2 separate regions of the Homo sapiens genome follow, and region 1 is linked to region 2. Evidence: chromatin loops called from intact Hi-C (ENCODE). Cell type or tissue: A673. All regions are shown on one strand. Each heading gives the region's core, and the rest is flanking DNA. Links, peaks and the distances in the headings are about the cores only. Region 1 overlaps LOC107985840 (a long non-coding RNA gene). Region 2 overlaps EIPR1 (EARP complex and GARP complex interacting protein 1).

Region 1 (15,647 bases), core at 5,012-13,011, 120 kb before region 2:
TCACCTCGCCTGCTTGCAGGAGCTTCCGAGTCCTCTAGGCCGGAAGGCAGGTGCATGCTAGTTTACCCCCACATCCAATTGCACCTAATTTACTTGCTTCTCTGGAGTTCTTGGCCATCACTCCCAACACCAGGTATCAGTGTTCTGCAGATGGGAGGGTGTGCTGGGATGAAATTCTAACTCACGAAGATTTCACTCTGTCACATTTTAATGATCACAAGAGTAGCTGAGGTGTGTCTTCTCAGGAGATCAGGTCCAAGGGCCTTTTTTAGGGTTCTTCCCTGACAGCTGTTTCTCCTTTTCACAAACCCACCCTTTGTGTCATCTCCCACTCCCTCCCCAGGATGAAAGCTGCATCTCCTCTCCGGTTCTACAGCCACTCCATCTAGCCTAAACCGCTTTACCTGAAATTATTATAACAGCTTCCAAGCTAGTCTGTCCTTTCCAGGCACAGTTATAGGTGTTGAGGTCTGTTCCACAATTTCATATCTGTGTGCATGGAGCGCACAGTGTGCATGCAGGGGAACCGCTGCCCTGAAGTGCACACATGGGGACCCCCTGCCACGGCGCACACACGCAGGGACCCCCTGCCACGGCGCACACACATGGGGACCCTCTGCCACGGCGCACACACGGGGACCCCCTGCCATGGCACACACACACGGGGACTCTGCCATGGCGCACACACACGGGGACCCTCTGCCATGGCGCACACTCATGGGGACCCTCTGCCACGGCGCACACATGGGGACCCCCTGCCACGGTGCACACAGGGGGACCCTCTGCCATGGCACACACACACAGGGACCCCCTGCCACGGTGCACACACGGGGACCTCCTGCCACGGCACACACACGGGGACCCCCTGCCACAGCGCACACACGCAGGGACCCCCTGCCACGGGGCACGCACATGGGGACCCCCTGCCACAATGCACACACGCAGGAAGCCCCTGCCACGGTGCACACACGCAGGGACCCTCTGCCACAGCGCACACACATGGGGATCGCCTGCCACGGCGCACACATGGGAACCCCTGCCACAGTGCACACACACGGGAGCCCCTCACCATCCTTCTTGCCACCTAGCTCCACCTCAGCTTGTCTGCCTGGCGTGGGGGACCATCACTCATCACTGCCTGACTCGCATCCCATTCCTGTGTGAGTGCACCACGGCAGGCGGCTCTTCTGTGTATGGGCTGTGGCAGGGGGTCCCCGTGTGTGTCCACTGTGGCAGGGGATCCTCGTGCATGTCCACTGTGGCAGGGGGTCCCCATGTGTGTCCACCGTGGCAGGGGATCCTCGTGTGTGTGCACCACGGCGCCATCCCTCTGGCTGCATCTCATGAGCCCCCTTGGCTGAACCCCTATTTCTCATCCCAGCACAGGCCTCACTCACCTCTAGCTCCACGTTTCCCAGATCTTCAAAGCCATCATGTGCCTCTTTGCCAAACGTGGTCTTTCTCTTCTTCTAAAACCTGATATTTACCTGCTTGGATTCTACTGAAGGTTAAATTGTGTGTTCACCAGAGCGTCCCTCATCTAGGCGTGAGCTCACTAGGACAGGGACAATGCCACATTCTAACCCAGCGCTGGGCACAGGCCAGGCCCCACACGGTGTCCACCCTTGCGGTGCATCTGCAGGTGTGTGAGCACATTGTGATGCCTGGGTGACTTGTCCCTTTGTCCCTGTATTTGGTTTCCCCAGCCAAGCAGAAAGCACACAAGCTCCTCCTGCTCTCTGAGGCCCCGACACATGTGCCCCACGGAGCGGGCAGTCTACATGCTGATTTCCTGGCTGGTATCACCAGTGCTGCTATATACCGCAGGCCCAAGATACATGTTTGTTGATGTGAATGAGTGACTGCACTAACTCATCAACACCTCTAGGTGACTAGGAAGAAAAAGGCTGAGATGAGAGTGACGAAGGCTGAGACAGGAGGAGGCTTGGGCCTCACTGGGCGGATGTGAGAGGTATTCCACCAGCACAGCTTGAAGGGAAGGGCAGTGCCATCTGCACATGCACACACTGGCCTGAAGCAGTCATTATGTGCACAAAGATACATCAGTGTGTGCAGCTACAAAGTGCAGGTCACAGCTCGCCCGCACAGGAGCAAGAGTCCTCGTCGTTTTTAATCTGGAAATGCACTCTGCTTCTGTGACGGGTGGGGCCGTTACACACCCAACTTCCTAAGAACCCAGAGTTGTGTTATGACACACGATATAAAAGGCTCCTGGTGGCTGTTCTGCAAGAGTTACCGGCAGGAGAGACCAGCAGCAAGTTCTGGGTAATTACAGCCGTCATCAGGTGAGCCTGGACGTTACCCGGAATCAGCCCTCACACCTGCAAGGGGCTCCGCGCTTTCTGAAGGGCTTCTGCGCCGTGCGCTGTAGTAATGGTAATGGAAGTAGGAGTAAGAGTGATAATAACACTATCGTCGTGGTAATAACTTTAAAAGCGGCTGCCATTCCTTGAGGTTCTGCACTGGGCCAAGCACTAGTTCCATAAATTATAGCATTAAGCCTGAGAACATCCTCATCAAAATGAATTAGATGCTGTTATCCCCACTTAACAAATGCAGGCACCGAAGCACAAGGAAGGTAAGTCCTTGCCACCTTGGCCCCACAGTGAGTGGCAGATGTGAAACACAAGCCCAGGCCTGTCTGACTCCAGATTCCAGTTCTTCGGGCCTCGCCCAACAAGCAGCGCTTGGTTCTCATGTTGACACTGGTTGGTTCCCAGAGCAAACATCATCCTCCCAGTGCCCACGAGGAAACACTCAGAGAAGCCACACAATGCAGAGGTGGAGAATTTGACACCCTCCCAATGCTCCTGTCCCCTAATCCAGCCCTTCTCCTTTGTGTGCTCCCCTCTTGCTGTGAGCCCTGAATGGATTCGCCCTGAGAGAGGACCCCACCAAACGACGTGTCTTAAGCATAAGGAGAAATGTCTAAGATAAGGATTTTGCAAAAAGCCAAGAGGATGTTGAAGGGAAGCAAGTGGCGTCCCATCTTTAATGGCTGGTCTGCCGGTGACTTTAGCCACTGGCTGGGGAGACGGCCACGGGGGAATGGCTAGGATGACCTTGACTGGACGTAAGGGGGCTCAGCAGTGCCTGGAGGAGCCCAGCTGTCCGAGCTGCCAGCCAAGCCGTCCCAGGGACCTGCAGGAGCGTGCAGATTGCGTCCCTGTGTCTTCAGGAGGTGTTATAATTGGCCGGCTCCAACCACAGCGAGCTCAGATGACTGCTTTATGGTCGTTGGAACAGATCGCATCCTGTATGGCAATACGTCACTTCTTGAACCACAACATGCCCTTTGTCCTATTGAATTTTTAAGCACTTTAAATCCCTTCCTTTAATAAGACTACCCATGAAGCCAAAGTTTAAACAAAGGAGTTACTCACCTTAATCTTCCCTCAGTTTATCACGTCCAACATCTTGCACATTTCAAAAGGAACACACATTAGCAGTTTCCAATAATGAAGGTGTGAAGGTCACACAGGATCTGTTCTCTCAGCAGGAGGAAGAACTTTGCTTGGCTGTCGTGAAGACAAAGTGTTCTATTTGCTACAGATGCCCCGAGAGGGTCTCTGCAGTTCCCCCTTGGGAGGGTCTGGACTGACTGTAGAGGCATGAAGGTTAGGAGACCCTTCACTCCTCTCAGGCTTGTGCGTGGCACTTAGGGCTATGATCCTAATTGTGCAGGAGACAGGGGCCACAAGCACCAGCCCTCTGAACTTTCCCGACGCTGCCAGGCCATTGCCTCTGCCTCAGATGGGGCCCAAGCCAGCTTGAAAGAGGAGCACAACCCCTGCCCCATGTCCAGCTGCCTCTCAAGGGGGAATATGGGGTCCCTGGACTCGGATTCTGCACCTGCATTGTGGACAGCCCTTTCCTGACGTCCCACCTCCACTGTTTCACATGAATGGACTAAGCTGTAGGCCCTTCCAAGCAGGAGAGCGTGTTTTACTTGCTTTCTATCCTGAGTACTTAGCAGAGCATCTGAAGCCCAGTACATGTTTGCTGAATGAATGGCCTCAAATACTACTTTACCACGACCCCATTGGACAGATCATATACCACTCTGCTCTAAACACTGGGACAGATCAAGCTTTAAAAATAAGTCTAATGGTTGCCATTTTGTTTGATAGTCTCCTCTTAACACTTTTACATTATTTTGCATAAGATGCAGACCATTTATGGAATTTGATTTTTTATTTACTTATTAGCAACATCTAAGCGAAGGTTATGGCCCAGGCCCCATGCTAGACACAAAGAATTCAAAGATAAGCATGAACTACATTGCCCTCTCTCCATGTTTTGGTCTCTGACTGCTGAATATCAGCCCAGAAATCAGATAGTTGCTTTAAATTAAATATATTAAAAATGAAGTAGAAATCCAAATCCACAATGAACCCAGGCACAACGACACGCACAGTCCTGCAAACATCGTGCTAAATGTCAACACACAAGAGGCAGCTGAGCCCTGCCTTTCAGCTCCGGCCTCGAATCCCGGCTCTGAGCTCATTTGCTCTGCAACCCCAGCACTGCAGGTGCCTCCCGGGGCCTCTGATCTCTGGTGGGATGTGATAGGGCCGAGCACACAGCTGTAACCACGATGGCCCATGAGTCCTGGTTACAGAGGGTCGTTCCCAGGAGGAACTTTGTGGGGGCAGTGGGCAGCACAGGTGGGCTCCACACAGGGAAGGTGCCCAGGGTGTGCACCAGGAAGTCAGGAGCGAACCAGGTCCTGCTGTGTGGCTGCAGACTCCAAGAGCTGTCAGTTCTCGGGCATACGGGCGCCCCCGCATCACGTGGCCAGCTCGGGTCTGCAGCGCTGTCTGCACACTGCCCGGCTGTTCATCCCAGTGCACTGATCTACACGGTCCCTGCTCTGCAGCTGCATGCTGGAGGCAGGTGGGGAAGCAGGGTGCCTCACCCACCGGGGCTCTATCCACAGGGGAGTCCAGGCTGGTCTGTTCCCTCTGCAGTACCTGGGGTTCCCTCCTTCCCCACATCACCACATTCTCCTCGTGGGTGTCTGGAGGTCACCTTGCAGGTCCACAGAGGGCGGCTAGATTGCCTGCTCTCACAGGCAGCTGACCAGTACCACAATCACACCCGGCCAGGAGGTCACTCTGTCACCCTGCCTGGCGAGGCCGAGACAAGCTGCAGAGGCCATAGAACACCAGCTTTCCAGGGAGGCTGCAGGGTGTTGCTCAGAATGATGCACAGACAGCTGATGGCTGTGGCAGGGCTCATCCTCACTCCAAGGGCATCTGCTACATGCCTTTGAGGAGGACACTGAGGCAGACACTTTCGTGCAATTCATCTGCCCGCCCGGCAGGCTGAGTCCACTTTCTGTCATGCTTAGAAGGATTCAGAGCAGAACACCGCCCAGGGAAGACCTGAGGTGTGATGCTCCGGTCAGCTGGGGAGGCACGAACACACAAGGGCTTTTGGAAATGGAGGGAAGGGACCAGCGCCTGAATACTGGTCACACACCAGGCACCTTATGTGCATCTTGCCATGGAACCTGCACCTTCAGGAGGAGCCCATTAATACCATCTGTTTACAGATGAGGACGCTGCTGCCCAGAAGAAGAAGGGTCATTGCCCCAGGTAGTGAAGTAGCCCAACCATGATTCCAACTCAGGACCTCTGGCTGCAAAACCCATGTGACCTCATTCCACTAAATGATGCCACAAACAAAGCCAAACAAAATTAAAGCGGGGGCTGGGCACAGTGGCTCACGCCTGTAATACCAGCACTTTAGGAGGCCAAGGTTGGTGAATCACTTGAGGTCAGGAGTTTGAGACCAGCCATCTCTACTAAAAATACGAAAATTAGCTGGGCGTGGTGGTGCATGCAGGTAATCCCAGCTACTTGCAAGGCTGAGGCATGAGAATTGCTTGAACCCAGGAGGTGGAGATTGCAGCGAGTTGAGATCGCACCATTGCACTCCAGCCTGGGCGACAGAGCGAGACTCCGTCTCAAAAACAAACAAACAAACAAAAACGGGGGCAGAATTAAAAATGCAGATTCACCGAGGACACTCGTGTGAGGTGCTCCCAAGGTGGGGAAGCAGGAGGCGGGCTGTGTGGAGCATGCCGGAATTGTCGCTGGAGTCTGGCCTGACTCCAGCTGGGAGGGTCAGGCGGCGGCCCAGGGCTCTGTCGGTGAGCTTAGGAGCCCCATGCAATGAGCCATCCTCTGCACTAGAATTTGTCGAGTGCCACTCTGCAGTGGTCTCTGATTAAAAATTAAACAAAATGAACTTCTCCCGCAGCCAACTGAACTTTCTCCTGTGTATAAATACATGAGCACAAGCAGCCGGCTAAAGACAAAACAAGGTCGCTTTTGGCCGCACCAGTGAGCCAGCCTCCCATGCAGGCTGAGGGGTCCCCAGGCCTTGAGAGGGTCCCCAGGGCAGTGGTGGCAGCGGAACCGCCTTCGATAGCAGTCGCCTGATCACTCTGCAGCTCCGCTGGCTGCCAGAGCCAGTTTCTGTGGCCTGCCCACCAGAACAAAGGAAATCCGTGGATGGGCCCTGGTCACAGTCACGGTGTGGACAGGACTCTGTGGCCTCCAGCGGCCCTCAGGGTTCAGCTTGTGCCCTGTCCTCACTAACCCTGACTCCCAGCGCTCTTCCCAGGGAGCCTGCAGACAGAACTGGCTCTGCCCTGGGAAGAGGACAGGGCCTGATGGGCCTGAATGCCTGGCCCTGGGGCACAGGAACTGCCCAGACCTGAAAGAGCCTGGCAGTCACAGGTCAGCCTCCCTGAGCTGCACAGGAAGGCCCAGAGGGGAGAAGGGACTCGACCCACGTCTCCTGGCCGGAAAGTGGAGGACAGAGAGAGGGGCGGGAGCACCCGTCTATTGCTGCGTGTAACACACATGGCCCAGGCTGCTCCTGGCCACGGGGCTTCTTCCCTCCCCAAGTGCCATTTTCCTGCAGCGTAGACTGGGGCTCGCTGTGCGACGGGTCAGTGGCCGGGTGCGCGTGTTCGCGAAGCATTCTCGCGATGCCCGAGTGCGCATCAGAGGCGTCACTGTGGTGGGAGAAACACCTGGACCACGGTCCTTGCCCTGAGCTGCTTAGAAAACACATATTGGATTAACTTCTCAGAATAAAGATTCCCCACTAGTGAAACTGTGCAGACTGCGCTACTAACGCGGACACTCCTTGCACACCTGCTTTGATCCCACTCTGGCTCACAGTGACTGGCTCAACCACAGGCCTTTGCTGGTGGGTTCTGAGGTGAGAGCATTTGGGGTCTGAGCCCCACGAGCTCACGGTCTAGTGAGAAGGTGAGTCGTGGCCCGAAACTATGATAAAGGAAGGCACCAGGGCCCGCCACATGGGACCAGCGGCCCTAAGGATTCCCTGCCATTTTTGAGCTGGACGTCACGAGCCATATGCCCTGTGATGGAGGCCTCGGGTGCAAGCAAATCCACACCCACGCAAATGCAAATGGCTGTTTCCACCTAAGATGCAATGTCAACTTCAGACTCGTGTCCAGGACTGAATCAGCGTCTCTGTGGCTGAGATACCTGAAGAGAGAGAAGCTGGCGGCCGTATTAGTAGGAAATCCCGTGGTTTCTCGGGGGAGAAGTTGATGCCGACAGATCTTTTCATTTTTCCCGGCCTCTGGTAGGTGGCCTGTGAATGGCTTCTCCTGAGGGTGCCCTTGATGGCTTCATCAGTCAGGGCCCTTAGCTCTCCCCTCAACTACCACACAAGCACAATTTCAGCAGCACCAAAATGACAACAGAAAGGCAATTCCAACATCACCATTTTCCACACGCTTATTAAGCAGTAAGACACAACAGGGCATGAATTATTATGCAGTAACTCATGCCTAGAAGCCATTGCAGACACAAAAGTCGAAGGATTCATCATTATCATATATTCAGTTCTATTTTTCTTTTTCACGCTGTAAAAAAAATCATGTCTAAATCTTCTAAAACCATCATAGTTACATCAAAAAGTGGATTGGGCTATCAACTCCGACAGTTTAAAATAAACCAGCAGCTGAGCAGGAAAACCTCTTGAATGCTTTCCTCTAGGTTTAGAGTCTGTTACTGGTGATGATGATAAAGACCCTGCTTCTTATTCCAAAAAAAAAAAAAAAAAAAAAAAGCAGAAAAGGAAGCTGCCCAGTGGAAAGGCCTGTGGGGCCGGGTGAGCCCCCTTGGGCATAGGCTGCCTGAAGACCCCGCTGGTCCATGGGTGCCACATCAGGAGGGTGGGAGGGCACACAGCAGTCTGAGGTCTGTCATGTGATGGCGCCGCTGGAGGGCCCCCAGCTGTGAGCCCTGAACCATGCGGCTCCAGGGGGTTGGCCAGGCTGGTTCATCAGCAAGTGTGACCGCACTTCGACTCTGTGCAGGGCACTGTGCCAAGCCCTGAGGACCCAGCAATGGACAGAGGTCCCCAGGCCTTCCTTTGTGGGGCTGACATGCTGGATAAGGAGTGTTGAGGAGAAGCCTGCAGAGGTGCATCTCAAAGACCACTGGGAGGCAGGTGGACCCTACCAGTAGCACCCTTGAGGGCTGCTCCCTGACCAGGCCTGCTGCACACCACTGGCCCTCATTCCCCACCCTCTCCTGCTGCCAGGTGGGAGCAGCTCAGGGTTCTGTGGCCACCCATTCCTGGGAAGCTAAGGATGGCCCCAGGGCCACTGGTAGGCTGCCCTGAGAGTCTCCCTTACCCTTGCTAGGGGCAGAGGCAGCCTCAGAGCCGGCAGGGCCGGCTCTTCCTCCACGTGCAGGCCCAGCACAGCCTAAAATCCAGGCCAGATTCTTGCTGTTGCAGTCCCACCACTCAGACACCCGTGCCCTCCCGTGCCCACCCAGCTCCCTGCCTGGCTGGCGCCCCCACCCCTCCAGGATTCAGGGGAGCCATCCTCTCTTCACCGCCCACTTGTGCTGGCAGATGCCCCATACTGAGCTGCATGTTTCTGTCCCAGGCTGGCCTCTGTGAGCTTAGAGGTTATTGGCAATGCGTTTCCTCCCCGTCCCAGGCCTCTAGGCAGGGTACATGTTTGTGGGAGGGGCTCCCCAGACCTCCCATCTGGCATGGAGGGACTGAGTGGGTGGGTGGGTGCTGTGCCCGTAGTACAGTGCCCACAGAGAGAGGGTGAGAGCTGCTTACTGCACAGCCAGCTACTGCCCAACGCAGGTAGCTGGGTGGGCAGACACTGGGCCATGATCTCGTGGGCCCTGTTGACAACAGCTGGAGCTGGAACACGCTCCCTGCTGAAGGCGGGACAGGGGCCCTGGCAGCCAGGTGGCCACTTCAGGGACGTCTATGCAGTGGAAGAGCCCAGAAACCGACTCAGGAACGAGGGAGGGAAGAGGCGAACCCGAACCCACAGGGAGCCGTGAGGCCTCAGGAGGGCGCCACCTGCCAAACTTGCGCTCCTGTATCTGCAGGAATTGTATTCGATGCTACTATCAAAAGCAAAGCGTTCTCGAAAACCCTTTGTAATCTGCAAAGTGTCCATCATTCAGAAAGACATCGTTACGCTTTCCTCTTAATGAATTTATAGAAATAGGTGAAGACGACCAACTTACACCAAGCTTGAAGCTCTGGGGCTGATGCCCGATGCCCTGGGGGCTGCCTAACTGGGGCCTGGGGCCACCCCTGCACTGCCCCTTCCTGCTCTCCCTTTCCACCTCCACCCTTCTCAGAGCAGCCTACAGAGTCTGACCTACACTGAGGGATTGGGCTCCTGCCCTTCCCAACACAGGGGGCACGGAGCCGCCACGGCCCCTTGGCTGGGATTAGCCCGTGTGTCCCCCTCACCAGAAATCAGCCCCTTCATGGGGCCGCCTCACACTCCCAGCCCAGCCCTGTGGGCTTTCAGGTAGGAGGCAGAGACCGCAGGGAGGGAGCTCCCAGAGATGCACCCCGTGGACCACGCCCTCCCTGTCTCTTCCTCCTTCCCCGGAGGACCATGCTGGACAAAGTAGCAGCTCAATAAACATGTATTGGATTGCTCCGGATCACAGTCAGGTCTAGGACTGCACATTTATCAATTCCTTTCCACGTCAACTCAATATAAGTCGGGGCAAGCCTCGTAAGATGTGAGAAGTGGAAGCTGCAGGGAGTGTCTGGAGCCCGGAGACAGGCCATGGGTGCCTGATCTGGAGGAGTGTGAAGGGAAACACCCAGGAAGCAGGGTCTGTTGAGTGCCTCAACACAAGGCTGCAACAGGTGGGACTTGACCTGCAAGTGCAGGAGCCAAGGGTGGGCAAGCATCTCCACACGTTTTGATTTTAAGGAAAATTATTCTTGTGACCACGCACAGGGTGGGAGAAGGAGTGAGCCCACTCGCTCACTATTCCAGCACCGACACGGGGACGCTCACTATTCCAGCACCGACGTGGGGACGCTCACTATTGCAGCACCGACAAGGGGCACCAACACGGGGATGTTCACAATTCCAGCACCGACATGGGGACGCTCACTATTCCAGCACCGACACGGGGATGCTCACTATTCCAGCACCGACGTGGGGACGCTCGCTATTTCAGCACCGACAAGGGGCACCGACACGGGGACGCTCACTATTCCAGCACCGACAAGGGGCACCGACACGGGGACACTCACTATTCCAGCACCGACACGGGGACGTTCACTATTTCAGCACCGACACGGGGACGATCACTATTCCAGCACCGACACGGGGACGTTCACTATTTCAGCACCGACACGGGGACGATCACTATTCCAGCACCGACACGGGGACGCTCACTATTCCAGCACCGACAAGGGGCACCGACATGGGGATGCTCACTATTCCAGCACTGACAAGGGGCACCGATACGGGGACGCCCACTCTACCAGCACCGACACGGGGACGCTCACTATTGCAGCACCGACAAGGGGCACCGACATGGGGACGCTCACTATTCCAGCACCGACACGGGGCACCGACATGGGGACGCTCACTATTCCAGCACCGACACGGGGTCGCTCACTATTCCAGCACCGACACGGGGACACTCACTATTCCAGCACCGACACGGGGCACCGACACGGGGACGCTCACTATTCCAGCACCGACACGGGGACGCTCACTATTCCAGCACCGACACGGGGCACCGACACGGGGACGCTCACTGTTCCAGCACCGATACGGGGCACCAACATGAGGACGCTCACTATTGCAGCACCGATACAGGGATGCTCACTATTCCAGCGCTAATACGGGGACGTTCACTATTCCAGCACCGACACGGGGACGTTCACCCTTCCAGCACCAACACGGGGACGTTTACTATTCCAGCACCGACAAGGGGCACTGACAGGGGAATGCACACTATTCCAGCACTGACACAGGGATGCTCACTATTCCAGCACGGACACGGGTCACTGACACAGTGACGGTCACTATTCCAGCACGGACAAGGGGCACCGATATGGGGACGCTCACTATTCAAGCGCCGACATGGGAACACTCACTAGTATTCCAGTGTTCCCGACACGGGAACACTCACTTCTCAGTAACGCTCACCGCTATTCCAGCGTTCCCAACACAGGGACGCTCAGCGCTATTCCAGCGTTCCTGACACGGGGATGCTCTCCAGTATTCCAGCACTGACATGGAAGCCCATGTAAACCAGGAAATGGGGCTCCTTCCTCCATCAGGCAGCCCGGGGGCTGGATTCCAGGACACAGTAAGGGAAGGAGGAGACACAGGGAAAGGCCCCAAGGCTATGACACTGGAGCTGGCTTTCAAGAATGAGCAGAATTTCACCAGGTGGAGGAGGACTTCCAAAGGATTTGCAAAGAAGAGCCAATCTAGACAAAGGTGATCTGACGCGTCGTTAGGAAAGGTCGCTCATCTGTTTGATCAGAATGTCAGCTATGACAGAGATGCGGGGATGTCCATGAAAAGCCAGGCTGGGTCAGAGGACCGTGATTGATGGTTAGTTGATTGATTGATTTAATAAACCCTCATTAACTGCTATTACACATAAGGCAGCATTTCAAACCAGAAACTCGCAGGCTGTTCCCTATGTGATTTTTAGTGCCTCTTCAATAAGCCATGCAGAAATCCAATCAGCAAGGCTCAGTAAACACTAGTCAATCACAATCCTCATCGTCACTTCCTGAGACCATAAAGCGCATGACGGTGTAACTGCTGGGGCATCTGTGATAGGCTCCGAGCCCCTGCATTGTTCTGGAAGCTCGGCCACTCTACTGGTGCATGGGACATGTTTTTAAGGTTATCTTACATTAGAAAAGTGAGTATCAGGAGAAGTCAAAAAGACAAAACCTGTCAACGGAGGGGTGCAGTCAGTTACGGAGCCATTTTTCTTGATTCTTAGGAAATGGCCTTCTATGTACTGCTTTCTATTTGCAAAATAGTCACATTGAATTCACTGGTAGCACAGAATACCTTTGGAAGTTCCATTTTAATCCATCTCTATTTAGGGGATCTTGCTTTTAAATGACCCAGCTTATGGCTTTCAATGTCTCAAAGGAATTAAGAACTTTCATTTTTCACATATTTCATACAAATATACAAGGCAGTATTTCAATTATCCTTTCGTCTCTCCATCAAGCACTTTATCTTGAGATAGACTAAGAGCTTTGGGTTATTTACTGAAAGTGAGGACCCAATTCTAGAAATGTTCCAAACTCGGCATCTCCTCATTCAGCCTTTAGGGGTAAGATTACCAGACCCAATGACGCCTACTAGTGTTTTAAGATACGAACCACTGTCCCATCCACTTGCCCACCCACCCATCCATCCCCTTCCAACCACCCACCCACTTACCCCATCCAACCACACACCCACCTACATACCTATCCATCCACCTACTCACCCACCCATCATCCATCCACCCATCCAGCCACCCACTCACCTATCCACCCCCATCCAACCACCACCCACCCACTCACCCCATCCAACCACCCATCCATCTACACACCCATCCACCTACCCACCCACCCCTCACCCTCATCCACTCACCATCCACCCACCCAGGTATCCATCCACCCACCTATGCATCCATCCACCCACTCACCTACCTATCCATCTACCCACCCATCCACTGACCCACTATTCATTCACCCACCCATCCAGCCACCCATGCACCATCCACGTAACTGTCCATCCACCCATCCACTCACCCATCCACTATTCATCACCTACCCCCCACCCACCCGCCCGCCATCCACCCACTCACCCATCTACCCACCCATTCACCAATCCATCCACACATCCATTCATCCATCAACCCATCCACCCACCTGTACCCACCCATCCACTATCCACTCACCCACCCAATCTGTCCATCCACCCTTCTACCCACCCACCTATCCAACCCAGCCTGACTGTCCCCTGCCTGGCACCCACTTTCTCTAGCCCTGAGGTCCTCAGGGGCCCACAAATCTTTGACCTGGTCTCTGCCTTCTGTCCCTCACCCCTTCCTTCCCTCCTCTGATCCCCCACCCCCCATTTCTGGTGTCTTCAGTCTCTGCCTCCCTGGCTACAGGAGATGCCTTTGCAGGGCCTAGCACAGTGTCTCAGGGAGAACACCAGCAGGCTCACCCGCCCTGCTGAAGGCCTGCTCCTCCCAACTCCGTCCCCCAAGACCTTTGTCTGGGGTCCTTGTTGTTGAACTAAAGCTGGCCCTCTGGAGTTCCCACTAACAAGGGCTGTCCTCATGTCATTGGTGACACCCCTAGGAGCCCATCCAGTGCTCTCACACCCTGCCCCCAACACCGCAGCTTTTCACATCCCAGAGGAAGCAGCCACAGCTCTTCTGAACGAGCCACACACATTATGGGGCAGGTGCAGCCCACACAGTGTGTCCCTGCAGTATGCAGCATGTGCCCCGGGTGTGGGGAGGGGGACTTCCGGCTCCAGCTCCAGGACACCCTGAGGATGCTGCGTGATGCTTGCTGTGGGTTGGCAGGGCTTCACCAGGACACCCTGAGGATGCTGCGTGATGCTTGCTGTGGGTTGGCAGGGCTTCGCCTGCTGGTGTCAGAAGATGATTCTCAATTAGCGCCAACCCTCCCTCCCATCACCCGGCCAGGCAGAGAGCAGGAATGGAGAGCCACAGCCCGGCCATTTAAGAGCAGCGCCAACTCACTGGGCAGCCCACACCAGAAGGGGCTCCTGAAAAGTGTTAAATCCAAAATCTCCCATTGCTCCCAATCTCACACAGCTCCTGGATTCTCAGTTTAGCCCTGCCAGGCCCATGCTGCAGAGGCGCCTGCGGGGAAAGTGGGTTACTAATGACCCTGCTTTGTGCAGCTGGACACGTGCCGAGGTAAGTCAGGCCCCGGCCAGGGCACACCATGGATGACATTCATCTTTTCTGGCACTGACGCTGCCGTCCACAGCCACAGGCGACACCGCACAGCACCTGACACTGCACAGAGGGGCCAGGAGGACGGGTCGAGGCTGACTTCTTTCCCCATATTCCCAGCCCCCCAGGTCCTGGTAAAGAAGGTCCACATGTAATCCCATCACCTTCAACACAGCTTCTGTGTAAAGGAGGGAAGAACCCCATCTATACAGGAGGCTTGTCCAGCACAGCCCCTCCACCACCCCACGCGCAGGGGTGTCCAGTGCAGCCCCTCCACCACCCCACGCGCAGGGGTGTCCAGTGCAGCCCCTCCACCACCCCACGCGCAGGGGTGTCCAGTGCAGCCCCTCCACCACCCCACGCGCAGGGGTGTCCAGTGCAGCCCCTCCACCACCCCACGCGCAGGGGTGTCCAGTGCAGCCCCTCCACCACCCCACGCGCAGGGGTGTCCAGTGCAGCCCCTCCACCACCCCACGCGCAGGGGTGTCCAGTGCAGCCCCTCCACCACACCACGCGCAGGGGTGTCCAGTGCAGCCCCTCCACCATCCCACGCGCAGGGGTGTCCAGTGCAGCCCCTCCACCACCCCACGCACAGGGATGCAGGCTTAGCTCTGAAAATGGCATGGGCAACAAAGGATGCTGGTGATGAACCCCAAAGTCTCTGCATGGCTGCATCCTAACTGTTCCAGCTGTCCAACCAGTCACCTAGAGGTCACTGGGCTGCCTATGGGTAAGAATTGCTGGAGGCAGAGCCTGAGAGACTTGCATGAAGGGGACATGGCCTATGCCCCGGTCGGTGGACAGAGCCGGGCAAGGTGCCCCTAGCCTGTTTCAAAATCCTCAGAAGGGGGATGCTTGCTCTGTTTACAAGGGGTCCTTAAGATAAAACTATGTCCTGTGTTTGAATGTGTGTGCATTTTACAAATAGAAGTACTGTTGATGACGCCCAAACCGTGGCCACACTGATGATGGCCGCACTGGCAATGGCCGCACTGGCGATGGCCACACTGACGATGGCCGCACTGATGATGGCATTGGGTCCCACGTGGTGCTGTCCTGGGGCACACTCGCTTTCTCTAACGGAACCTCTCACCCTGTTCATCTGGAGTTGCTCACCAGATCACACCCTCGCCTTCCTATTCCAGGATATCCCTTCTCCCCCCTCTGTGCTTCTCCACTGGACTAGTCTATCCGCATTCAGAAACACAGATATTTCTCCTTCTTAAAGAGAGAGATCCTCAGCCGGGCGCGGTGGCTCACGTCTGTAATCCCAGCACTTTTGGGAGGCTGAGGTGGGCAGATCACCTGAGG
Region 2 (15,647 bases), core at 5,162-13,161:
TGATATCCAAAGTGCAAATAATGTTTTCATTCTTGAACTTTTCAAAATCAGTAAACAAAAAATTATGTATAACCATTTAACAAATACATTTAAAGTCATAAATGATAATCTTATTGTGTAGAAGTAATATTGTTCATTAGGAGAATCCCACAGGAGGAATAATTATAACCATGTGACTGCTTTCAACCAGCTTAGCTGACTCGTGACCTGGCTTTGACCTGTGTCCTTGAACTGATGTTCAAACACACACCCTCCATCCAGCCCATCCTCCCTACACACACACACCCTCCATCCAGCCGATCCTCTCTGCACACACCCTCCATCCAGCCGATCTTCTCTGCACACATACACCCTCTATCCAGGCCATCCTCTCTCCACACACACCCTCCACCCAGCCCATCCTCTCCACACACACACACCCTCCATCCAGCCCATCCTCTCTCCAAACACACACCCTCCATCCAGCCCATCCTCCCTACACACACACACCCTCCATCCAGCCGATCCTCTCTGCACACACCCTCCATCCAGCCGATCCTCTCTACACACACCCTCCATCCAGCCGATCCTCTGCACACATACACCCTCCATCCAGGCCATCCTCTCTCCACACACACCCTCCATCCAGCCCATCCTCTCTCCAAACACACACCCTCCATCCAGCCCGTCCTCTCTACACACACCCTCCATCCAGCCCATCCTCTCTACACACACCCTCCATCCAGCCATCCTCTCTCTATACACATGCCTTCCATCCAGCCCATCCTCTCTCTACATACACACCCTCCATCCAGCCCATCCTCTCTCCACACACCCTCCATCCAGCCCATCCTCTCTCCACATACCCTCCATCCAGCCAACCTCTCTCTATACACATGCCCTCCATCCAGCCCATTCTCTCCCTGCACACACACCCGCCATCCAGCCCATCCTCTCTACACACACACACACACCCTCCATCCAGCCCATCCTCTCTACACACACACACACACACCCTCCATCCAGCCCATACTCTCTGCACACATACACCCTCCATCCAGGCCATTCTCTCTCCACACACACCTCCATCCAGCCCATCCTCTTTCCACACATACACCCTCCATCCAGCCCATCCTCTCTCCATGCACAACCTCCATCCGGCATGTCCTTTCTACACACACACACCCTCCATATAGCTTGTCCTCTCTACACACACACACCCTCCATCCAGCCCGTCCTCTCTCCACACATACACCCTCCATCCAGCCCGTCCTCTCTCCACACACACCCTCCATCCAGCCCGTCCTCTCTCCACACACACCCTCCATCCAGCCCATCCTCTCTACACACACACACCTTCCATCCAGCCCATCCTCTCTCTACACACCCTCCATCCAGGCTATCCTCTCTACACACACACCCTCCATCCAGCCCATCCTCTCTGCACACACACACCCTCCATCCAGCCCATCCTCTCTCTACACACCCTCCATCCAGCCCATCCTCTCTGCACACATACACCCTCCATCCAGCCCATCGTCTCTCCACACACACCCTCCATCCAGCCCATCCTCTCTCCACACACACACCCTCCATCCAGCCCTCCTCTCTCTGCACACCCTCCATCAAGCCCATCCTCTCTACATACACACACCCTCCATCCAGCCCGTCCTCTCTACTCACACACACCCTCCATGCAGCCCTCCTCTCTCTGCACACCCTCCATCAAGCCCATCCTCTCTACATACACACACCCTCCATCCAGCCCGTCCTCTCTCTGCACACACACCCTCCATCCAGCCCATCCTCTCTACAAACACGCCCTCCATCCAGCCCATCCTCTCCCTGCACACACACACCCTCCATCCAGCCCATCCTCTCTCTGCACACACCCTCCATCCAGCCCATTCTCTCTTTACACACCCTCCATCCAGCCCATCCTCTCCTTGCACACACACACCCTCCATCCAGCCCATCCTCTCTCTGCACACACACCCTCCATCCAGCCCATCCTCTCTCTACACACCCTCCATCCAGCCCATCCTCTCTACTCACACACACCCTCCATGCAGCCCTCCTCTCTCTGCACACACACCCTCCATCCAGCCCATCCTCTCTACACACACACCCTCCATCCAGCCCATCCTCTCTGCACACACACACCCTCCATCCAGCCCCTCCTCTCCCTGCACACATACACCCTCCATCCAGCCCATCCTCTCTACACAGACACCCTCCATCCAGCCCATCCTCACCACACACAGACACCCTCCATCCAGCCCATCCTCACCACACACAGACACCCTCCATCCAGCCCATCCTCTCTACACACACACACCCTCCATCCAGCCCGTTCTCTCTCTACACACACACACCCTCCATCCAGCCCATCCTCTCTCTGCACACACACACCCTCCATCCAGCTCACCCCCTCTGCAAACACACACCCTCCATCCAGCCCATCCTCTCTCCACACACACACCCTCCATCCAACCCATCCTCTCCACACACACCCTCCAACCAGCCCATCCTCTCTACACACACACCCTCCATCCAGTCCATCCTCTGTATACACACACACACTCCATCCAGCCCATCCTCTCTACACATACACCCTCCATCCAGCCCATCCTCTCTACACACATACACACCTCCATCCAGCCCATCCCGTCTACACACACACCCTCCATCCAGCCCGTCCTCTCTCTGCCTACAGAATCCATCCAGCCCATCCTCCCTACACACACACACCCTCCATCCAGCCTATCCTCTCTACACACACAGATTGTTCCCTCTCTGCACACACACTGTCCATCCAGCCTGTCCTCTCTGCACCCACACACTGCCCATCCAGCTCTGGGCATCTTTGTCCTCACAGGTGAAACCAGGGCTCTGACCTTTCTTCAACCTCAGCTGTCTAGGACCAAGTCTCTCCGAGTCTCTGACTTGTTTCCTTAGGGGTTTCCAATTAAGAGCTAATCTTGTTCTCCTGCCTAGCCTGGAAGCCATCTACTTCTCCCGGCACCCATCCGGCAGGCAGGTGGTGGCAGTTTCTCTCTGTACCAGAATCACTTCCTTTTGTCCATGAGCTCCTGGGTGGCAGGGATTAGGTGGGCTTAATTGTGTCTGTGGCTCCAGCATTTGGGACAGTGTGGCACATGCTAGGAGCTCAGCATGTATCTGGTGACCACAAAAGAAAGAGGCGTGTGGGACACTGTGAAAACAGCATCGATGGAATCCGACTACGGAATAAAGAGGGTGGGGGCGAGGAAAGGCTGATGTTTCAGTGGAGTATAAAAGAAGGCTGAGTGGCATGAAGTGAGTGTTTCAGCCACACCTGCCTCACCTGCAGCATGCAGAGACAGCCATTCACATCTTACACCGCTGGTGAGGCAAGTGGTAAGCACAGGGCTCAGCAGATGGTGGGCATTTGCCCTAACAGTTAAATAAGGGCTGTAGATGAGCAGATTTTCAAAGTCCCTTCTACAACGGAGTTCAACCAGTTTCAGAAGAGTTGAGCTACGAGGTTCTACCTCCCAGTTCAGCCTCATGCCCAGGGGAAACAGCCAGGTTCTCCCTTGCATTCTAGTCCAAGGGACGGCAAACTTTTTCTGTAAAGGGCCAGGTCATAAATATTTTTGGCTTTGCAGGCCACACAGTCTTTATCGCAGTTACTCTGTAGAGCAAAATCAGCCACAGACATTACAGAAATAAGCGAGTGTGTCTGGGTGCCAATAAAACTTTATTCACAAAACCAGGTAGTGGGCCAGAATTAGCTGTGGCTGTGGTTTCCTGGCCCCTCTCCTAGACCATGAAAAGCTTTGTCTTGCTTCTTTTTTTGTTCGTTTGTTTGAGATGGAGTCTCGTTCTGTCATCCAGGCTGGAGTGCAGTGGCTCCATCTCAGCTCACTGCAAGATCTGCCTCCCGGGTTCAGCTTTGTCTTGCTTTTTAAGGAGATTTAGGAGAAACCCTTTGTTCATTTGCTCATTCACTACATTCAACAAATACTTTCTCAGTGCCTACTATGTGCCAGGCACTTTTGAGCCTATGGGTCAGAGAGGGGGTCATCACCAAAAGATCTGCCATCTCAGACAGTTGGGACTCATGGATAATGCTATACATTTCCTGCTCTATTTATTGTATTTTCCCTTCATTCCCTTAACAGATGCTTGTTAGCAGAGAAAGGCTTGAGATTCGTGCGGCCCACTCCTTCTGCCACTGCAGCCCCACTCTTACCCGTTTCACATACCGGGGTTTTATTTATATGTCTATTACAGGCTTATATATTGGGGTTCCTTGTCACTTGTGAAAATGGGTTCGGTAGCTTTAAAACAAGATTTGAAAGCCACTGGTCTGGCCTAGATACTGCCGTTTTATTGATGGCTGGGTTGTGTGGGAGAGAATCCAAGTCTTGCTAGTGTCAGATTACATCTATTGCTTCCCCTGGACCCATCTTGTCTGTCGTCATGCCCTTGAAAGAGATAAAATTAATCAGAAGGGAGTTATGGCCTCCAAAGTCATCCTGATAGTATCTAGGATCTTACGATCTCGATGGTGTTGGTAAATTGGTTCTGTAATAATGATCCTCCCCTGGCTGAGTGTCCTCAGATCTCAACAAGCAAATTCCGGTGTCCTCCCCCGAGAAGATGTCGTGGGTTCTTGATCTCCTATACCAAGAGCTCACTCAGTATTCAGAAATGCTCCACACAAGGATTGACAGCAGCCAAAGAGGGGCCGTGTTCTCTAAGGTGCTCGGGCTCTCCATGAGGGAAGGAACCCCCAACCACACTCTATCCAACCACTGTCAGAAGACTCACCCCCCATAAGAAGGCATTCCAGTGTCGGCACAAATGCTTCCTGGGAGAAGACACGTACAGCTCTGGGACAGCTGCAGACGTCAAGCCCAGCCTTCCAGGGGACATCGTCTGACTCGGTGTTAACTTCTCCCTTACCTACCCCGCTCCTGCTCACTGCGCTCAGATCTTTGCCCTGGGATCAGAAAGAGAAGGTCCAGTCCTCTCCCGCTTAACAGCCCCACAGATACAGGAAAGCCCCACCATAGCACTATTAATGAGGCCAAAAAGCCTCAAACATTTAAAATGGGGGTTCTCATTTTTCAAAAGTAATGAGATGACCAGGGTGAGTTCTGGACTTCAGGAAGCCAAGATTCATCACAAGTCCTAGCTGTTGCTGAGAATGTCGCTGTGTCTGTCTCTCCACAGGGCCTCCCGCGTGAGCCTCCATGGACTGCCCCCTGTCCTGGAGTGCTCCGCCCTGGGTCAGCTCATTGTCCTGGCCCCCCGTCCTGCCGTGCTCGGCCCTGGGTCAGCTCACTGTCCTGGCCCCTTGTCCTGCAGTGCTCGGCCCTGGGTCAGCTCATTGTCCCAGCGACTCTGCTTGGGGCTCTGCTGATGGCATTCTGAGAGCTGGATGCCACATGGATGTGATCTGACTGGGCGCGGCCTTGTTACGAATATCTCCTTCTCTTAGGAAAAGAGAGTCCTTGGATTAGATTGGCTTTTTGTTTTAATGGGCAAATCATACTATTGACTTTGACACTATAGCCTGCTGAAATTCCCATTTGTATGTTTTAAATTTCAGAAAGGAAAATATTTTCTCTCTCTCTCTCTCTCTCTCACACACACACACACACACACACACACACACACACTTTGAGTTATGGCCATACGTGTAAGCTATGTAAGCTCTTCTTAGGTTTTGCCAAATCACGGAAGACAGACAACCTGGCAGTTTACATGCAATCTTATACGTCCCTAAGATGTCATTCACCAAGCTGCATTCCCTCTCTTGACAGTCTGTAGAAAGCTTGGTTCTCTAGGCAGTGAGTGAAAAGGATCTCGTTCCCAGTCTCGGCACCACCACTCACAGTCGAGTGATCCTGGGCCAGTCACTCAAGTGCTCAGAGCCCAGACTCAGCAAATTTATGACGCAAGAGTCACACTATTTGGTCTCCAAGGTGCCTCTTGACAGGGACCCTAAGATTCCCCAGTGAGGTATGCAGCCTGGCCTGGCAAAGCGCAAACTCCAGTGCAGACAGCTGTGGCTGGATCACTAAATCAATAGTTTGAACCATATGAAACTGCCATTCTTATAGGTCAAAAAGGGTCAAATTTCAGCAATTTCATATAATTCAACCCTGTGAAATCCCAAACAAGACTTTTAACCTCCCAGTTTTCACAATTGCAAAATGAATGTCCTATATTATGGAAAACTAGTTTTAAGATGTCAAAACTCCAAAATTCTATTTGGTCCATTAAAACGACAGTTTCCCCTGTAACACATGTACTCTCCTTTGTACCTAGACAGTGATTACATATGAATGGCTGGCTTCTGGTCTTTCCAGCACAGGTCTATCTAAATGCCTTTACACAGGCCCGCCCCCTCTCCTTCTCGTCAGTGCCTCAGCTTCAGGATGCAAGCACCCCTCCTCTGCTCTTACAGTGCCTTCATCATTGCTCCCTAAAAAGCCTGGACTGGGCTCCCAGCAGTCTCGCCTCAATGCCACCTGCATGTCCACGGCCACATCCTTGCCTCACAGCCTCTCCAATGTGTCCGTTTCTCAAGGCTGTACTTCAGGGTCAAATGGGCTTTCGCGCTAATACCCTATCAAACAGCCTTCTTGCCAATACCATTTCCATGAAAAAAAAAAAGAATCAACCAAAAACAAAAACAAGAAGGTACACACAATGCACTTATTTCTGGATGATGCTGGGAAGTCCCGATGTCCCAATCATACAAATACCTAATGGTCCAAAAGCGTTTGTAAACCAGCTGTCGCCCAGGCATGTTTTCTACAAGAGAGTATATATGTCATGGGTTATAAACAGCGAGTGAGCGAGTGAACCTGTGAACTCCGGACAGTGCCAATTCCAACAGCACAGGCTTCTGTGTGTTCTTCATTAGGAGAAATCTTGTTTTTCAGGGTACAGTTCTCAAAATAGTCAAAAATCTCAGAGGCCAGCCTGATGAATGAAAAAGATGATTCATAGGGCTAAATTATCAGGAGCCAAAAAGTATCCTACAAAAACACAGCAGAGAGATTTTCTCAGATGGCACTGAAGCTGACTTTTAGAGCATTTCTGAAAGAAAAGTTCCAAAAATGTTTTGGGAAATGACAGTTTCTTTGGACAAGCAGAGGTCAGCATCACGGGCACGCAAGTTCCTCTGTGTCTGCATGAGATTCCGCAATGAGCCTTGCTTTTCAGATGCAGCTTCCGGGATGAGTGACTCAGTTCCAAGTGAGATGCAGTAGACGGCAACAAACACACATCTTCTTTCTGACCCCTTCACAACAACAAGCATGGAGGCAGGTCCCGGGGACTCCAAGGAGAACTGGCCTTCACTCCCTGTGCCTGCCAGGGGACAGCCATCTGAACACTGAGGAGTCTCCCAGGCCAGGTCACTAAGTTAGAGAATGCTCCAAGGAGAACTGGCCTTCACTCCCTGTGCCTGCCAGGGGACAGCCATCTGAACACTGAGGAGTCTCCCAGGCCAGGTCACTAAGTCAGACAATGCTCTTTCTTCTTCCAAGTGGGCCAGGCTCATTATTGAGTAATTAGTTCTTACTCAGGTACCCACAATGGTGGCCAAACATACCTGAACTGTGTTAAAAACAAAACCAAACGAGAAAAGTGTTTCTGGTCTTATAATATTTGTTTGACACCTCAAACCTCTTATTTTCATTTCAGAGACTGATTAAATACAGTCTCAAGGTGATAAAATAACACAGTAGGATAAAAATAAAGTGACAAGTGGCAAGGGATGGTTAGTCATCTTTGATACCTGTGGATACTCAAACCCACCATTTAAAATGTCTTAGGTGTTAGATGTGGTAGGTGTTTCTATCAGGAACACGTGGGAATAAAAACAAATTTAGAACTCACATCTGGGCTTCTCACTTCTAAAACAAGGGTCAGGAGGCCAGAAGGCGGAGCAGCGCATCAGTTAGGATTTGACAGGACCACCATGAGGGCTCTGAAGGCGGAGAGACTGCCAGATGCGATAAAGCAGAAGCTCACAGGACTCTTTTACAGGGCTCCTGAGGCCACGCCAGCAGTGGGAAAATCTCCAGAGTGGAACTGAATTCAAGAAACCTGTGTATAGAATACTCCCTCAGCGACTTGGGGTTCCAGATCCAGCCACCTGAAAACTTTCCGGCATACAGCAAAAAGAAAACCCCTGATTTCCTAAACTCAATCAGCTTTGAGTTTAACGAGGGTGCCTCTGGGCCAATGTCTAATGAATCACAGGATCAGAGTCACCGCCTGATATTCTGTGGTTCTGGTGAAGCCTGGGCAGCACAGCAAGACCCTGTCTCTACAAAAAATTTAAATGTTAACAATTAATTAAAATTTAAATTTAAATAAAACGTGTGGTGAGTGGCAAACTGCGGTTTCAAGCAATTAGAAGACAATCCCTCTTCTGAAATCCAGGTCCTTGGCTTTCTCATGCTGTCTCATCCTCCCAGCACCACACTCTCCTTTCTTTGCCTCCCAGTTCTTTTCTGTTGGCTGCTTCTCCTTCTGCTGCTGGGCTTTAGCAAGCTGATCCTGAGTGCAGTTGGTGGATGGCGACAGGCCGGATGAAGACAGCGATGGCAGTGACGTGACGTCGCGGAACCAGAGGTTGTGCCCCATTGCAGTGGCCATTGCCAGAAGCCCAGGCCCGCTGCGGATCCACAGCCCTCCCTGCATCCTGGAACCCCCGCCACCTTGTCACTGTCACTCTGGGTGAACTGCTTGCTTTGTGTCTGTCTTCCCATCAGACGACAGGCTCCCAAAGGCCAGGCCAGCCGTGTCTGCATGGCTGAGCTCGGGGCGCTCCAGCAGGGCGTCTGGCATGCAGCAGAGAGGGATCAATACTGAGAACAGAACAGAGGAAAAGGGCAGAAGCTCCAGGGCCAAGGTCAGCAGGAGGGAGGGCCTGGGCAGCCACAGCAGGGACACGAAATCTGACTCCGTTTTTTTCATCTGTAAAACTGAAATTGTGACTCAAGAGTTGTGGAGATTAAATATGAAGACCGCTGAAAAGTGACAGTGGCGCTGGCTCACAGCTGCACTCAGTTGTGGTGACAGCCAGTGCCCTTGTGTCCACCTATGTAACCATCCCCAGCCTGGGGACTTACACAGCCCAACGTCACGTGTATTTGCTGCACTTTTAGTTGCAATTCACAAAAGCTGGCTCCGGCTGATTAAGCAGAAAAGGAGATCAACGTGAGGGGCTGGGTGGAAGGGGAGGGGTGCCAGGCAGCTCACTCTCACCAGCCATGCCGAGGGCCAGGCTAAGGGGAGCCTCTGGGGGCCAAGCTCGGAGCCTCACCAGGGCCATGGCCCAGCAGGGGAGTCTCTGCGGCCCCCATCCAGCACAAAGGAAGCCACCCCACAGCTCTGCTGCTGCCTTAGGCTGCTGCGTGCCAGGGACCGACCACCACCTGGAAGTCACCGGCACTGCTGCCACCTCGACCGCCACTCACAGCAGCAGTGGCAGCCCCCACTGTCCCCTCACGCTGCCACGTCTGAATCAGTCTCACCCAAATGCTCAGGCCAGCAGAGTCGGGTCACAGCGAAACTGGAAAATAGATTTCTTATTTTCATATTGGGAAATGCGACTAATAACCTAGGAAATTTCCCCAAGCACAGGAAGACTACTCCAAAGATAAGGAGCAGCCACAAACCCGCCAGACGCCGGCAACCTGACTTCTGAGTGTTTCCCGGCACCGTGAACACAATAGACGACACGTGATACGGTGCGGCCTCTGCGCCCGGGAAGCTTCGCCCTCTGCTGGCAGACGGCGGGATCCATCGGGTGCTGGGAGGACCGGGAATCACAGCAGGCTGACCAGCCATAACAGACAGAGTATAACCCCAAAGAGTCAATCGCTGTCAAAGGAAGACTGTTAAAAATCTTATACAGTCATATAATTTGGGTTGAATAATGAAGATTCTCATAAAACCCTATCACTCAAATCTCCGATTTACAGTACTTGTTGCATGGTTTGAAAAGATTTCCTGTTACAAAATCCCCACTGTGTGATTTGCTGACTCTGATGTAGGAAGACAGACACGGTCACCAAGTTCACACAGAAAGGATCCATCTGAAGGGCTGGAAACGCCCAGGCACGCGGACAGGCAGCGGTGAAGCCACAGAGATGATCTTCCCAAGACCCCACGGAGCGCCACGCAAGGCTGCAGAGATCCAGGGAACAGCGTGCTGTGCGCGGGGAGGTGGTCTGGCGAGATCGGAGTTGAGATGGCCAGGGCTGAGGAACAAAGTGTCCAGGGTTCCCAGCGTTTCTCAGAATCACCCAGGCAACCTCATCAGAAGACATGGTTCTGCTCCACATCCAGCAACCAAGACTATGTGATCCTGACACCTGCAGTTCAGCCCTCCACTCCCGTCCTGTTCAACCCTCCACTCCCGTCCAATTCAGCCCTTCAGTCCCGTCCAATTCAGCCCTCCACTCCCGTCCAGTTCAGCCCTCCAGTCCCATCAGTTCAGCCCTCCACTCCCGTCCAGTTCAACCCTCCAATCCCATCCAGTTCAACCTTCCACTCCCGTCCTGTTCAGCCCTCCAATCCCGTCCAGTTCAACCTTCCACTCCCGTCCAATTCAGCCCTCCACTCCCGTCCAGTTCAGCCCTCCAGTCCCGTCCAGTTCAGCCCTCCACTCCCGTCCTGTTCAACCCTCCACTCCCGTCCAATTCAGCCCTTCAGTCCCGTCCAATTCAGCCCTCCACTCCTGTCCAGTTCAGCCCTCCAGTCCCGTCCAGTTCAGCCATCCAGTCCCGTCCAATTCAGCCCTCCACTCCCGTCCAGTTCAGCCCTCCAGTCCCGTCCAGTTCAGCCCTCCACTGCCATCCAGTTCAGCCCTCCATTCCCGTCCAGTTCAACCCTCCAATCCCGTCCAGTTCAACCCTCCAGTCCCGTCCAGTTCAGCCCTCCAATCCCGTCCAGTTCAACTCTCCACTCCCGTCCAGTTCAACCCTCCACTCCCGTCCAGTTCAACCCTCCACTCCTGTCCAGTTCAACCCTCCACTCCCGTCCAGTTCAACCCTCCACTCCCGTCCAGTTCAACCCTCCACTCCCAACCAGTTCAGCCCTCCACTCCCGTCCAGTTCAGCCCTCCAGTCCCATCAGTTCAGCCCTCCACTCCCGTCCAGTTCAACCCTCCAATCCCATCCAGTTCAACCTTCCACTCCCGTCCTGTTCAGCCCTCCAATCCCGTCCAGTTCAACCTTCCACTCCCGTACAGTTCAGCCCTCCACTCCCGTCCAGTTCAGCCCTCCAGTCCCGTCCAGTTCAACCCTCCACTCCCGTCCAGTTCAGCCCTCCACTTCCATCCCGTTCAGCCCTCCAGTCCCATCAGTTCAGCCCTCCACTCCCGTCCAGTTCAACCCTCCAATCCCATCTAGTTCAACCTTCCACTCCCGTCCTGTTCAGCCCTCCAATCCCGTCCAGTTCAACCCTCCACTCCCGTCAGTTCAGCCCTCCACTCCTGTCCAGTTCAACCCTCCACTCCCATCCAGTTCAACCCTCCACTGCCGTCCAGTTCAGCCCTCCACTCCTGTCCTGTGCCCCCATTGAGTAACGGACTGGGGCCACCTTCACAGACCTGACAACCCTGGGGAGGAGCAGGTGCAGGAGACGGGGAAAGACAGACAAAGGGGGACCTGCCCGCCCTCCAGAAAGGCCCTCACCATTGACGACACCGCCACAATCTCTCCCACAGCCAGGCTGAAAGTGATCTGACAGTTTCAACTCACCCCTTTCATTTATGTCTATATCCAGACAGTCTTCTAAGTGTCTGTCATATCCATTTCTGATAAATTCTCACCTCCTCCCAGGCGGTTCATAGGCTCTGTTCTCCTTTCTTTCCTATTTATTCTGTATTTTCCTACAAGATGACTCCTTGTTACATATTACCATCATCACGCCAATTCTATGACCTGAAAATTTCAAATCGCTGCTTCCCCCCTTTCTACTGAGTTCCGAGGCAGTCACTTGGGTCTGAGCCCACTACAATGTAAAGCCACGCCTTTTACAAACAATACTGTGCTGAACTTATTGACAGACACAAAAACGAAACTGGGGTGAGCTGCATGGGCACCCAGCGCAGACGCATTCAGCCTGAGGGACAGAGGCCCGAAGTCATCATTTCGTCATGCTAGCGGTGGCCTGGGTCCCGCCCCGCCCCTTCCCTTGGCTCCTCTGAACAGCGCTGTACACACCTTTCCCACATTCTGGGTTTCTATGGATATTTGGTTGGATTTGTTCTCTTTTCCCCCCTTCTGTTTCCCAGGTTAGTGTTTTATGCAGAATTCATTATCTAAGATTCTTTAACTTATTCCCTGGTCACTCGTTTTTGGTGATATCATATATTACTTTTTGTCATAAGAAGTTTGGTTTTCTTTATGAAATTACGGTTGGGCCATAAACAACACACAGTTTAGGGGCACCAAACCCCAACACAACTGAAAAATCTGTGTGTAACTTTTGGCTCCCCAAAAACTTAACTACTAATAGCCCACTGTTGCCCAGAAGCTGTACTAACATAAATAGTAGATTAACATATTTTGTATGACAAATGTATTACAGACTATATTGTTATAATTAAGTAGCTAGAGAAAAGAAAACATTTTTAGGAAGATCATAAGGAAGAGAAAATATATTGACTATTCATTAAGTGGAAGTGGGATCATCATAAAGCTCTTCATCCTGTCGTCTTCACACTGAGCAGACTGAGGAGGAGGAAGAGGAGGTGTTGGTCTTGCTGCCTCAGGGGCAGCAGAGGCAGAAGAAAATCCATGCGTAAGTGGACCCCCCCAGTCCAAACCCATGTTGTTCAAAGTCAACTGTACTGTATAGTTATAGAGTCAAAAAAGAGAACTCCTTTTCCTATATTTGCTATTTAGGATGTACATAAATATACGGTTTCAAACTCCAATCTTTTTATTTTTTTTTTAATTTATTTATTTTTTTGGAGGGAGTCTTGCTCTATTGCCCAGGCTGGAGTGGCGTGATCCGGGCTCACTGCAACCTCCCCCTCCTGGGTTCAAGTGATTCTCCTGTCTCAGCCTCCTGAGTAGATGGGATTACAGGCGCCTGCCACCACACCCTGCTAATTTTTGTATTTTAGTAGAGATGGGGTTCTACCATGTTGGACAGGCTGGTCTCAAACTCCTGACCTCAAATGATCCGCCTACCTCAGCCTCCCAAAGTGCTGGGATTACAGGTGTGAGCCACTGTGCCCAGCCCAAATTCCAATATGTGTCAAAAACTCCAGACAGCCCCTCCCAGCCCTCACCCAGCAGCTCCTGCCAGTGTCTCCCCGGACCCAGCGGCTCCTGCCCTAATGTCTCCCGGCCCCAAGCCAGAGGTAGAGGGCATTGGGGTGGGTGCCTCCCTTCCTCAGTGGCACAGTGTTCATGCAGGAGCCCTACCATGCTGGGGCCCCAGAAAGCAGGCCTATGGAGACTGTCTCTGTGCAATAGAACCAGCAGCCCCACTTCTGCAGGAGCAGCACCAGGCAGCCAGGAAACAAGAGCCCCGCCCTGCCCACTACCTGCGCACAGCCTCAGGAGCAGCCCGGGCACGGAAAGACGGCATCCCCACTCTCGCTCATGTGCCAGCTAAAACGCACTTCTCCTGGAGGGAGAGAGTAGACTGCCCGTTACCAGAGGCTGGGAAAAGAAGTGAGGCAGGGATGAAGAGAAGCTGGTGAATGGTATAAACATAGTTATATGGAAGGAATAAGTTCTAGTATTTGATAGTATAGTAGGAAAATTAGAGTTAACAAAACTTTACTGTATATTTCAGAATAGCAGAAGAGAATTGTAATGTTCCCAACACAAAGGAAAGATATGTTAGCCATTTGGTTATCCCAAATGATCCTATTTGATCATGACCCATTGTATACATGTATCAAAATATCACATGTACCTCCAAAATATGTACCTCTATGCTATATCAATTAAAAAAAGAACAGGCCTGGGAATGCTCTCGGCGTCTCCCACACACAACAGAGCCACACCAGCCCCAGGAAGAACATTCCAGCGCTGGCCGACGCTGTCGGCCGTGTGTGGCCACGGAGGCCTCAGAGAATGAGGCCCACTTGCACAGACTGTGGGGCTCTGACAGCTGCCACTGGAAACACAGCCCGTGGAAGAAGGCCAGGACCCAGTCCCCAAACCTAAACAGGGTGACTGAAATATGACCCAGAGTTTCCCATGAACCAGGAAATCAAAATTTGAATGAGAAAAGACAGTCAATGGACAGGATGATCTTAAAGCAGCCGCCATAAAGATGCTTCCATGAGGGACTCTTCTCTTGAAACAAATAAAGGGAAAAACTCAGAAAATTTCAACAAAGAGATGAAAGATATAAAAAAGAACCAAATGGATGAGTTCAATAGCAGCACAATAAATATGGCAGAGAAAACATTTAAAGACAGAACAACAGGAAATGTCCAATTTGAACACCAGACCAGAGAGAAAATAGACGGAAAAAAAAATGAACAGCCTCAGGAATGCGGGACAATAGCAGATGGCCTCAGTCTCCAGAGAGGAGAAAGTGAGGTTGAAAAGCATTTGTGGGAATAATGGACAGAGAGTCCTCGAATTTGGTGAAGGACGTTGCCTACAGATTCAAGAGCCTGAGAAAATCTCAAGTAGCATACACCCCAAGAAAGCTATTCCAAGACATGGCACGATTAGACTTCTGAAAACTAAAGACAAGAACGAAAATTGAAAGCAGCCTCTGCTCTTCATTCAAACTGGATCACCAAGTTCTCACCCGAAACCAGAGACCAGAACAAAGCAGAACAATATTTTTCAAATATTTCCATTTTTCAAAGAATTGTCAACCTTGAAGTTTATATTCACTGCAAGTATCCTTAGGAATGAAAGGGAAATAAAGATATTTTCAAAAGGAGGAAAACTAAGGAAGTTTGCCACAAGCAGACCTACCCTCAAAGGATGGATAAAGAAAATTTTTCAAACGGAAAGAAATTATAATGAAAAAAGGCTTAGAACTTCTGAAAGAAAAGAACAACGAATGGGCAAAAACCAGTAAATACAGTAGACATCTTTCTCCTCGTGAGCTTCTTAAACCATATTTGATGGTTGGCGAAAAAATTACACCACCACATCTGATGGTCAATGTACAGAGAGAAAACACTTAAGACAATTATATTCTTAAAGTGGGAGGGCAGAGATGGCCTCGATGGAAGTGGGGCTCCTCTATTCCTCTCGAGGTAGGAAAATGCCAATAACTGTGGGTTTGGTAAGTGACATACGTATATTGTAATATCTAGAGCAAGCATCAAAGCACCTCTACAGAGTTGTATATTCAAAAACACTGTAACTAAATCAAAATGGAGTATTAAAAAACGTTCACATAACTCAGGAAGGTGAAAGAGAAACAGAACGATGAGAAACAAAGAGAACAGAAAACAAATAACAACATGGCGGAGTTAAGCCCTAAGAGATCAATAATTTAGAGGTCAGTAGTCTCAGTATACCAATGACAAGACAGAGATTGGCAGAGGGAATAAACACACGCACATAAACACACAACCCAGCTCCATACGGCCTATGCAGTCTACAAAAAATCCCACCTCCCAAAACCCAGAGCATCCCGGGAAAGGAAAA

The links. Hi-C counts contacts between places; a loop is a spot of excess contacts. Peaks named below come from ENCODE experiments on the same cell type or tissue, not always from the same donor. Only the 100,000 strongest peaks of a DNase experiment are listed, where the experiment ranks them.
Region 1: it touches region 2 in a loop (17-fold over the local background); 9 of 110 quality-filtered maps call a loop at or near these places.

Annotation. Positions count from the first base shown.
Region 1 is chr2:3,170,060-3,185,706 of GRCh38, forward strand. The region is part of intron 2 of LOC107985840 (a long non-coding RNA gene); the gene reads right to left. Among named protein-coding and RNA genes, the nearest start is that of LINC01250, 52 kb to the left of the region's middle. RefSeq lists enhancers at 8,239-8,996, 9,755-10,512, 10,513-11,268. In A673, for the core only: a CTCF peak has its summit at 9,395 (motif pointing right); a DNase peak (open chromatin) is centred at 9,402.
Region 2 is chr2:3,294,009-3,309,655 of GRCh38, forward strand. The region is part of intron 3 of EIPR1 (EARP complex and GARP complex interacting protein 1); the gene reads right to left. Among named protein-coding and RNA genes, the nearest start is that of EIPR1, 76 kb to the right of the region's middle. RefSeq lists a silencer at 12,652-12,822. In A673, for the core only: a CTCF peak has its summit at 9,785 (motif pointing left); a DNase peak (open chromatin) is centred at 9,753; H3K4me3 peaks cover 411 bases; H3K27ac peaks cover 1,112 bases.